Regions from separate parts of the Homo sapiens genome. Here region 1 is linked to region 2. A link is an interaction called in ENCODE POLR2A ChIA-PET data of the cell type or tissue named here. Cell type or tissue: CD4-positive, alpha-beta T cell. All regions are shown on one strand.

Evidence for each region. ChIA-PET counts read pairs that join two places held together with the same protein. Peaks named below come from ENCODE experiments on the same cell type or tissue, not always from the same donor. Only the 100,000 strongest peaks of a DNase experiment are listed, where the experiment ranks them.
Region 1: POLR2A ChIA-PET joins it to region 2 with 7 read pairs; 9 of 35 experiments call an interaction of 5 or more read pairs at or near these places.

The regions. Positions count from the first base shown.
Region 1 is chr5:35,866,238-35,871,237 of GRCh38, forward strand. IL7R (interleukin 7 receptor) reads left to right here. Exons shown (of 8, transcript NM_002185.5): 3 at 1,069-1,226; 4 at 4,819-4,976. Among named protein-coding and RNA genes, the nearest start is that of IL7R, 12 kb to the left of the region's middle. RefSeq lists an enhancer at 3,531-3,580. In CD4-positive, alpha-beta T cell, no CTCF peak of the experiment used is centred here; no DNase peak of the experiment used is centred here; H3K4me3 peaks cover 1,656 bases; H3K27ac peaks cover 2,941 bases.
Region 2 is chr5:35,649,289-35,654,288 of GRCh38, forward strand. SPEF2 (sperm flagellar 2) reads left to right here. Exons shown (of 37, transcript NM_024867.4): 6 at 73-137. Among named protein-coding and RNA genes, the nearest start is that of SPEF2, 34 kb to the left of the region's middle. RefSeq lists a silencer at 4,119-4,413. In CD4-positive, alpha-beta T cell, a CTCF peak has its summit at 2,068 (motif pointing right); a DNase peak (open chromatin) is centred at 2,093.

The sequences.
Region 1 (5,000 bases), 220 kb after region 2:
TTTAACCTGCTTTGGTTTCCTGAGATGTGCCCTACTTTATAATTATGTATTAAAATTAGTGTGTTAGTATTTTCTTGTGAAAGTTTGCTTATACATTTTTGAGGGATATTTGTCTATCAACTTCTTTTCTCTAATATTTTGGCCAGGTTTGGGTACCAGGATTAAGCTAGCTTCAAAAAATAGGTTGAGAAGGGTCATTCCTCTTCCAGTTTCTAAAATAATTTGTGTCAGATTGACACTATTTCTTTCCTTATACATTTGATAGAATTTACCAGAATATAACCATCAAGCATAGAGTTTTCTTTGGGGGGAAGTTTATTGATAATAAGTTTAATTTCTTTGAGAGAAATATAACTGTTGAAATATTCCATTTCTATGTGGGTCAGATTTACTAATTTGTGTTTATAAAAACATTTTCATTACATCTAAGTTATTATATACATTAAAATAGCATTTAAAATTTCCTTATTATACTTTTAACATCTGCATGTTCTATAGTGATATCTCCTCTTACATTCCAGATATTAGTAATTTATATATTTTGTTTTCTTAACCACTCTTGTTAGGGTTCACCAGCCAAAATTACCTATAAAAATCCATTACGTTACCCATCAAGTATATGTGATATTATGTATATAACCCTTTATACTATGTTATCATTTTCTTTAACACTTTTTTTAATCAATATTTTTTACAGCTCTTATTTCTTACATATATTCCTATGGAACATCAAAAAAAGCAATTACTTTTTAATCTAAACAAAGTATTTGTTTTTCAGTGATCAATTATAAAAATATAGAAATTTCCCATAATTTTATAAATATGTCTTGACTATTTCAGGTTCAATTGCATCTAATTCTAAGTAAATCATCACTAAGTATCATAGCAGCAGAAAGCCATAAGATTTTAATTCATTATCTCTCATTCCTGAACATGCCTCCACTCACCCACCCACATACCTATGAACAGAGTTAAAGTCAAACATACATCAATGTGCATATGATACTATTCCACTGCATACAGGAACTCCTACCTGAATCAAGACATATCCCCTTTTTATTCCTACAGTGGGGCCCTCGTGGAGGTAAAGTGCCTGAATTTCAGGAAACTACAAGAGATATATTTCATCGAGACAAAGAAATTCTTACTGATTGGAAAGAGCAATATATGTGTGAAGGTTGGAGAAAAGAGTCTAACCTGCAAAAAAATAGACCTAACCACTATAGGTAAGAAGTTGTATATAAAAGTATGGTTGTCACTTTTGGGCTACCTGAAAACACTGTGTCTGGACATTCTGTAGGTTAAAAGTAGACAAATAGTGGAAACAACTGGCAATAGATAATAGCTAATTCCCTACTGTAAATTTTTATAATAAATGAAAAGCTTGAAATTTATACTTTCCTGCAGTGAAAGAATTCTGAGGATCTTCAAACCCAGGTGTGAAAGATAGTGTTTGTGCAAACCTACATGAAGTGGCTAACTGGAGCTGGGCTTCCTGTCATCCATCACAGGTGTCCTTTCCTTCCTTATCTGTCCTTTCCTTCCTTACCTGTCCTTCTCCCAAATTCCTTGTGGTCTTCTCCCCAAATCCCCACAACATTCTGAGTAAGTTTAGCTAACTTATCAAGTTATTTTAAAAAGCATATATGCCTTCTCTATTAGTCAGAGTTTTCTACAAAAAAAAAAGGGAATCAATAGGAGGATAGATAGATAGATCATTGATAGGAGAGATTTCTATTAAGAAATTGACTTTTGTGGTTGTGGGAACTGGCAATCGCAAAAATCCATAAGGCAAGCCAGTAGGCTAGAAATTCAGGAAAGAGTGCAGTATTGAGCCTAAATTCCGCAGGGCAAGAAACTCAAGCAGATTTTCTGTATTGTACTCTTGAGACAGACTTGCTTCTTCTTCAGGGAACCTCTGTCTTTGCTCTAGAGGCCTTCTACTGATGAGGTGATGCCCACCACATCACGGAAGGCAATCTACTTTACTCAAAGTTTACTGATTTAAATGTTAACCATGTCTTAAAAATACTTTTAGCATTCCCTATTCGCTCCCCCTTCAACCCTCAAAAAGAAAATTAAAGGTAAGAGAGCAATACTCATTAGAGATAAGAAAGAGTAAGAAACCTAGCTCAGCTTTGTCTCAGTTTTGTTTCACTAAGATGATAAAATAGAGAGGTAAAGCAGAAGTTCCATGTGTGAACAATTAACTTGTGAAAAGGCAAATGTAGTAGAAAAGAGACATTAGGCAGATGGCTGTGCATGTTGGCCACACAGAAGCAGCATTGGCCATGACCAGTGTGGGTCCTGGTTAGGGGAAGAGAACTGGCTTTGACAACAACAGGGTATCTCTGAGGTTATAAAAAGTTGGGTTCTGATCATTTGGAGATGAGGTCCCTATGGATAGGGCACCATATCTAAAGGTTCACCATTTACATTGCAAATATACATTCAGTTCTCTGAGAGTGAGCAGAGAAGGCAGAGGTTCTCAGTCTTCTGACAAGGTCCTGGAGCATCAGGGGAGAGCCCATTCTTACAAAACTCCACACCAGCATGCAAGCCCTTACATGCACATAAGCACTCACAACACACCAAGAGCCTCCAGGTGACATCTGCCACCTCCAAATCCCCATATCCCACATGCTCAATGCACTTGCAGTCTCCATCCCCCAGCAGACTGCAAATCTGACATGCCTCCTCCGAACGGCAAGGGGGAGAGGTACGTATGGTACACACACTGCTGATGGCATAGGCCCCTTTGGAAGGGGTAGTGTGAGTCTCTTGGGGCTATGGCAAGCACCCCTGGACAAGCAGGAAGAGAGGTGGTGGAGGCATGTCTCACGGTAGCATCTCCTTCTAGGTCCTAATGGGACACTTCATTAATGGAACTACCATTTAAGTGAGTTTAAACTGGATGCTTCTGATTGAGCCCCAGAGCCAGTGCTCCACTGCCACCACCTGCACCCTCACTTCCCCTTGTTTAAGCATCTTCCAACCCAGTAAGGCTGAAGAGGGAAGCATCCTGCCTTCCCACTTCTCTTAGCAGAGTAGATTGATATGATTATTCAGATTGTACAAGAATCTATTCCCTCTGAAGTATTGCTTGATGAATGAGCCCCTTTTTCTAATTTGCTCAAAGAAATCATTTGAGCTTGAGGAAAACTGTCCAGAGGGCACGAGGACCAGCCGTTGTGATATGTAACAAGGTAGAGAAACAAAAGCTAAATGAAGAAGAGTGAGCCTCAGAATCAAAGAACTGGATTTGGATCCCTTTAAACCATTTTACAGGGGCCTGAATGTAATTAACTTCTCTGAAATTCAGTTTCCTTATCAATATGCTGGTGATAAGTGACTATTGTTTGAAGACAGCATAAGCAAAGCATGCAGTACTTAGGAGATGTGTTCTTCCTTCAATTCCTCTATTATTAAAAGATGGGCACAGGGCAGGGGCTTCAGCTCAGAAGGCCTTGTTGAGAATGGAATGGAGAGCAGGAACAAGAGAGAGGGGCAAAGGCATTGCCAGCATTCTCTGTTCGGCTGTTCTCCACCCACTGCCTTTCCTCCTGCTTCCCTCTAAGTCCAGGGCATTTTCCCTTTTGATAAACTTCCCCTTTTACAACCCATCCAAGGGTGAAAAACAAAGTCATTACTTTTTTTTCAGTACCTCTAAGGCAAAGCAGCAGAAACAGGCAGTCACCACTACGAATAAGTGACTACAACAAGAGCTAGGCCAAACTCTGCCATGTGGGCTGCATTTTATTGGGCCGGCAAGTAACTTTAAATCCCAGCTCACACTCTACTGAGTGAAAGTCTGATGAACCCGCATCTTCTTGTGAACAACTGCGCCTGAGATCAGTCATGCAAGAAGTAGCACCCCCACCCCCAGACAACTAACTTCCCAGGCTGTGACCAACAAGCAGCCAAGAGGCCAGGACAGGGAAGTCTCAGGACCTTTCTAGGAAATCAATACCTTTCTCTGGGTTTGTTCTGCCTGAAATAATACCAATCTCCCTCCAACAGCTTAGCATGTGTGGAGCATTTGATACTAACAGCAACCCTGCAAGGCAGGAAGGCAGTAGGGAGAGGCCCAAGAGGAATTCAGCATTAAGGCAGTGAGACTGACAGAGGGGACCCCCTGAGGACATTCTGGAAGGTCTTAGCCAGGGCCAGGATGCAGACCCTTCATGTCACTGTAGCTGAGACGAGGTGCAAGGTTCACAGCATATAACCTAATTTTATTACAAGAATAAAGACTCAGAGTTTAAATACTCCTGCTTTGGGGCTCATTAGTAACAAGTTCTCCAATATTCAAAAGGCAAAGTGGATGTGTTTTAGTGTAAAATTAACACTAGCTGCTGTAACAAATAAGCCCCCAAACATATGATATCTCAAACACCGTAGGTTTATTTCTCACTCACATCAGAGTCAAAATGGATGTTTCTAACCTGCAGCTGGGGCTTCTCCCAGCAGTATTAGGGGCACTTTCCATCTTGTGGCTCCACCGTCTGTAATGCAGGACTCCAAGTGGTGGAAGAGGACGGAGCAGAGGAGTCACACATGGGTGTGTGTCTGGCCCAGGGTGGAAGTGGATGTGCATTTCTTCTGCCCACCTCACTCACAAGGCCACACCCCACTGCAAGAGAGGCTGGAGAATGCGGACTGGATTTAAACCCAAGAAGAAGAAATGGTTTTCTGAATAGTTGGCCATTTACTGACACAAAAAGGGTCAAAGTGACTTGCAGAGGAGATGAATTTTAAATACTATAATTATTTCCTTGGCTGCCCTTTAGACAGAATTTATTTCTTTTTCTTTTCCAGTTAAACCTGAGGCTCCTTTTGACCTGAGTGTCGTCTATCGGGAAGGAGCCAATGACTTTGTGGTGACATTTAATACATCACACTTGCAAAAGAAGTATGTAAAAGTTTTAATGCACGATGTAGCTTACCGCCAGGAAAAGGATGAAAACAAATGGACGGTATGTAGTTCAACTACATTAATA
Region 2 (5,000 bases):
GAATGAATGTGTAAATGAAGATTTTTCAATGGTTTTTAGAGGCAGAGAACTGATGATGAATTTTCTTTAAAGGATGTGGCTGATGAAATTAAGAAGTTCGAAGCATTAATAAAAAAGGATCTCCAAGCAAAAGAAAGGTGAGATGTGAGCTATTTTAAGAATTACAAAACCGCATTCTGTTCTACACATAGCTTTTGAATATTTAGAAATAGTTTATCTGGAAGAGCTATTCCAGGATCTTTTCACTCCAAAGAATCTTGATTCAGAGAGTAATTAGGGAAGATAAATGAGCTAAAGTTCAGATTGTTAGCAACTGTTATAAATATCTGAGAGAAAGAGACTATTACGAAATGTAAAGTTGATTTATTTTTCTGTGCTATGTTTATTCTTCTAAGTTCACACATATTTTTTAAACATTCACTAAAATTGTTTCAAGGTACCACTAATTTAAATTTGTCACAGTAAATCCTTTATTAGATTCTAGTTTGGTTTATATCATGCTGTATCCTCAGCAGTTAGCATAGAGACCAGCAGTAAGAAGTTGAGTGAATGAGTTCATTAAACAAATGTCACTAAGACAGTCACTTTGGTGGGTCCATTGAACAAAGTTCCTCATTAACTGGCTTCATCTACCTAAAGATAAAGCTCCTTCACACTTTGTTTTCTATGAGAGGTCATTGATTCACAGAAAATAATTCATTAGGGATGACATATGTAGGAACAACTTGGGTTTTTTTATATTTTTAAATGGAAATGATCCAAACTCTATGCATTTACATCTTACGAAATATGAGATAAATCTCTGTTAAAGAAGGTACTAATTCTAAAGAAAAGCAGAAAAAAATTACATACTTCAGTTTCATATTAAAATTTCCTGACGGAAGGGAGAGACAGTCAAATGAGGAGGAACAAGGAAAATCAGAGCCATAAGGAAGAAATGATGAAGTCAGGTGTAAGAAAGAAAATTAAGCAAAATGGAGAATACTCATGTACATTGCCTTTCCTCCTACCCTCTGCAGAAACTCCTGATGCCCTATTCTGATTCCCACTCCCATTTATCAGTGTTGATCCTGACCTGTAAAAACAACATAATCCAAGTCTCCTCATCCATGCAGCCACCACTTGAACCCTAGCACACACCTACCCTGACCTTGGCCCATGAAAATACCAATTTCTTCTCATTCTTTCACCCATCTCTCTAACCATAGGCTCTGTGGTGATAAACAGTTGGTGTCCACCAGAAAGACCATCTTAAACTACTGAATACTTTGCTACTTGGTGAATGCTACTTTCTGTAGCTCCCTGGCCTGCCCCTTTCCTGGGACCCCTCAATTTCCACACAGTTTAGCAACCATAGTTAAGATGAAGCACAGCACTGTCTCCCAGGCCCTGCACCAGTATCCATGTCTATTGGTTAGTGTCCTTGCCATGTCAGTTATTAAATGTCTTAAAGATCATCCCTGTACATTACAGCTGCAAACATTTACCTGCTCCCTATTGCCTTTGCCAACCCAACCAGACCCTAGGTCTCTATCAGTTAGTTTCAGAAACCCCAAAACAACAGTGAATGAAATTAGAGGGAAATCTGCTTGTCTCTCATGTAATAGAAATCAGAAGGTAAGCAGCCCATAGTGTATGCTGTAGCTCCAGGGTTATCAAGGACTGAGGCTTCTCCTTTCTTTTGCCTCACTGTCCTGTTGTGTGGTTTTCATCCTCAAGGTTACATTCATGATACAAGATGGTTGCTGGGACTCCGGCCACTTGGCCCATGTTCCAGATATCAGGAAGGAAGACAGACAAAAAAGTAGATATCTCCTATCTGAAATAGCTTCTTTCAAAAGCCTTCCCAGAAGTCCCATATAACATTTCTGCTTATATCTTATTGGAGAGCATTCAGTCACATGGCCACACCTGACAGAGTGGGAAGCTGGGAAACGTAGTCTTTAACTGGACACACTGTTTCCCTGCATAAAATTGGGGTTCTATTTTGAGAGAAAAGGGAGGGAAATAGTAGTGTCAGGTCCCTTCTTCACAGAAGCCTTCACTTGGTCCTGCCAAAGATTTCCAGCAGAGGGCATCTGAGATATTGACACCCTCACTTACAGCAGGAGGAGAAGGCCTGGGGCAGCTGAAGTCCCTGGGCCAGTTACCTGTGGCTGTGAACAGCTTCATCTGAGAATCTAAATCCTTTCCAGTGTGTTGCACAAAGTTCGTTTTCTCTTTTGGCCTTAAAAAGAAAAACGTTGGGAAGTGCTGGCCTAGAGCAAACTTTTCAAGAAAACAGAGGCTATGGTTACAATATAGCACCCTTCTTAAGCCATTTCATTAATCACTACTTTTTTTAGTTCATGCTGAATCTTAGCTTAGAATCAAGAATGTTCTGGGCACATTGAAAAACTTCACACTAACTTGACTCCAGAAGGCAATACAGTCTCCCAACTTGAACCTCAGGAGCACTTTCTGCAGCTGCCTTTTTCATAGCCTGCTCCTGAACAGTTTCTCTGGATGCCACCTCAAAGTCCATCGTTTTTCTTTTGTGGAAGAATGAAATAATGTCTCATGCCAGCAATGCAAGAGCCCTCATGGCTGGTTTTTCCCCGTGTAACAAGGTTCCTCCATTTTTTCATTTTTTAGATGAATAATAAATCCTGTCTGCTATTTGTTTCTTTAGCTGGGGTTATTGGCTGCTGTAATTTGGTATTTGGGTTAATATATTTGTCAGAGGCTTTTCCCAGCAACTACTTCTTAAGAAACACAAATTTGACCAAGGTTTCTGCTACTAATAGATTATACACATACAATTATTACATTAGATGAAGGTCTGGCAAGCAAACAGATAAAAAGAAAATATAATCACTGCCCTCAAGAAACCTACATCTAGTAAAATGAATATTTATTCAAGTACATAATGTGTAGTTTTTTTTCACCTTTATTGGAATAAGACAACAGATGGATGGGTTGACTAATTGATAAAGGAGAAGCAATTTGTTAAGTATATTATTGACAGCATAAATATTGTGTTGAGAGAGCTATTAACCCACGCTCAATCCAGGGCAGGAGCTTTTACACAACACACTTAAGTACAAATATAATAAGATTTTTGATGAAAGATCTAAAAGTGTTACGCTACACAATTAAATACTAAATCTTAATAAATAGATAGGGTTAAACTCTGTCTTTGGCCTTACTGAGTGCTTGGTACCTACATAATTTGTGCTCAACTCTTCTCAGTGACAGAATACAATCAAAGGTTGAGCCCCGGCTGATAAAATGATTGGAACTTTAGTTTGATTTTTATGTATGTATGGTGTTTTTTAGCACATTATTTGAAATTTAGCAGACATCAACTATTTGCTGGGCATGCTAGGCACAGGTGCAGGCAGAAGAAAAATAGGATACTTCTCTTATTCACTAGGAGATCAGCTGGGAGGCGCAAACCTCCAAATTATGACCTATACTACAATATGGTCTATATTATAAATATGCAGGTATTACATCATAAAAATTAAACATGAGTTAACTATGTTTTTATCAGAGTACTTGTGTCTATATAAGAATTGATGACAAGTCTCTACACACTTTAATAATATATCCTTATTTTTTGAATAATAAGATTATAAGTAATATTGTAAACCAAATATATTAATTACTTGTAACAAAAGCAATGATTATACATAATATAAAAATTCATTATTTCTAGGCAAGTAACATTATGGTATATCTTGTACTATTGTATTATTCTGTTTACTTTTTGAAGAGGATGCAGATGAGAATTGATGATTATTTGATCTTTGTATACATAAAAATGTATCTTTTAATGATAAATTTGGAATGAATCTATGAATTCTGTACCAAGCCCCCATTTGACTCACTAAATTGAATGTGCTTAACTTTCTGTTGGGAAGACCACTGGGTTCTTCCTGATCCTTTACGTTTTGGACATGAGATAGGACAAGAGCTCTGAGTTGAGTCTTCTCACTTGAATCTCTAGGGCATGAGCAAGAAGCCAGTCAGACCTGTGCTTACATGTGTGGCATGGCAAGCAAGCCAAATTTCAACTGCTGTGTTTTCAATAAGTGTTCAGCGACTGTTCTAAGCAGTCAAAAATTGATCTGAGAGTTGATAGAGTAACTTGCACTTTCATAGATGATGGAAGAGTGTAGTAGATGGAACCATCTGTACATAGAAGTATTCTAGTGACCTGGCATTAATGTGCCTGGTCTGCTGTTGCGAGCTGTGCCTTCCCTGACACTTGGGTTATCAATAGTCTGCCTATTGTTGACTCAAAACAGGGGAGGTCAGAGGCCCAGAGCCAGCAGGAAGAAGAGGAAAAGAAATCCAGAATTTCCGGTTAGAATGAAAATCATAAAAAGTAAGGCCGGGCGCAGTGACTCACGCCTGTAATCCCAGCACTTTGGGAGGCCGAGGCAGGCAGATTATGAGGTCAGGAGTTCGAGACCAGCCTGACCAGCATGGTGAAACCCCTGTCTCTACTAAAAATACAAAAAATTAGCCGGGCGTGGTGGCGTGTGCCTGTAGTCCCAGCTACTCGGGAGGCTGAGGCAGGAGAATTGCTTGAACCCAGCAGGCGGAGGTTGCAGTAAGCCGAGATCGCACCACTGCACTCCAGCCTGGGTGACAGAGTGAGACTCTGTCTCAAAAAAAAAAAAAAAAAAAAGTAAAATAACAGGCTGGGCACAGTGGCTCATGCCTGTAATCCTCAGCACTTTGGAAGGCCAAGGTGGGCAGATCACCTGAGGTCAGGAGTTCGAGACAAGCCTGCCCAACATGGTGAAACCCTGTCTCTACTAAAAATACAAAATTAGCCTGGCGTGGTGGCACATGCCTGTAATCCCAGCTACTCAGGAGGCTGAGGCAGGAGAATCACTTGAACCCAGGAGGCGGAGGTTGCAGTGAGCCAAGATGCGCCATTGCACTCCAGCCTGGGCAACAAGAGCAAAACTTTATCTCAAAAAAAAAAAAAAGGTGAAAGAATAAAA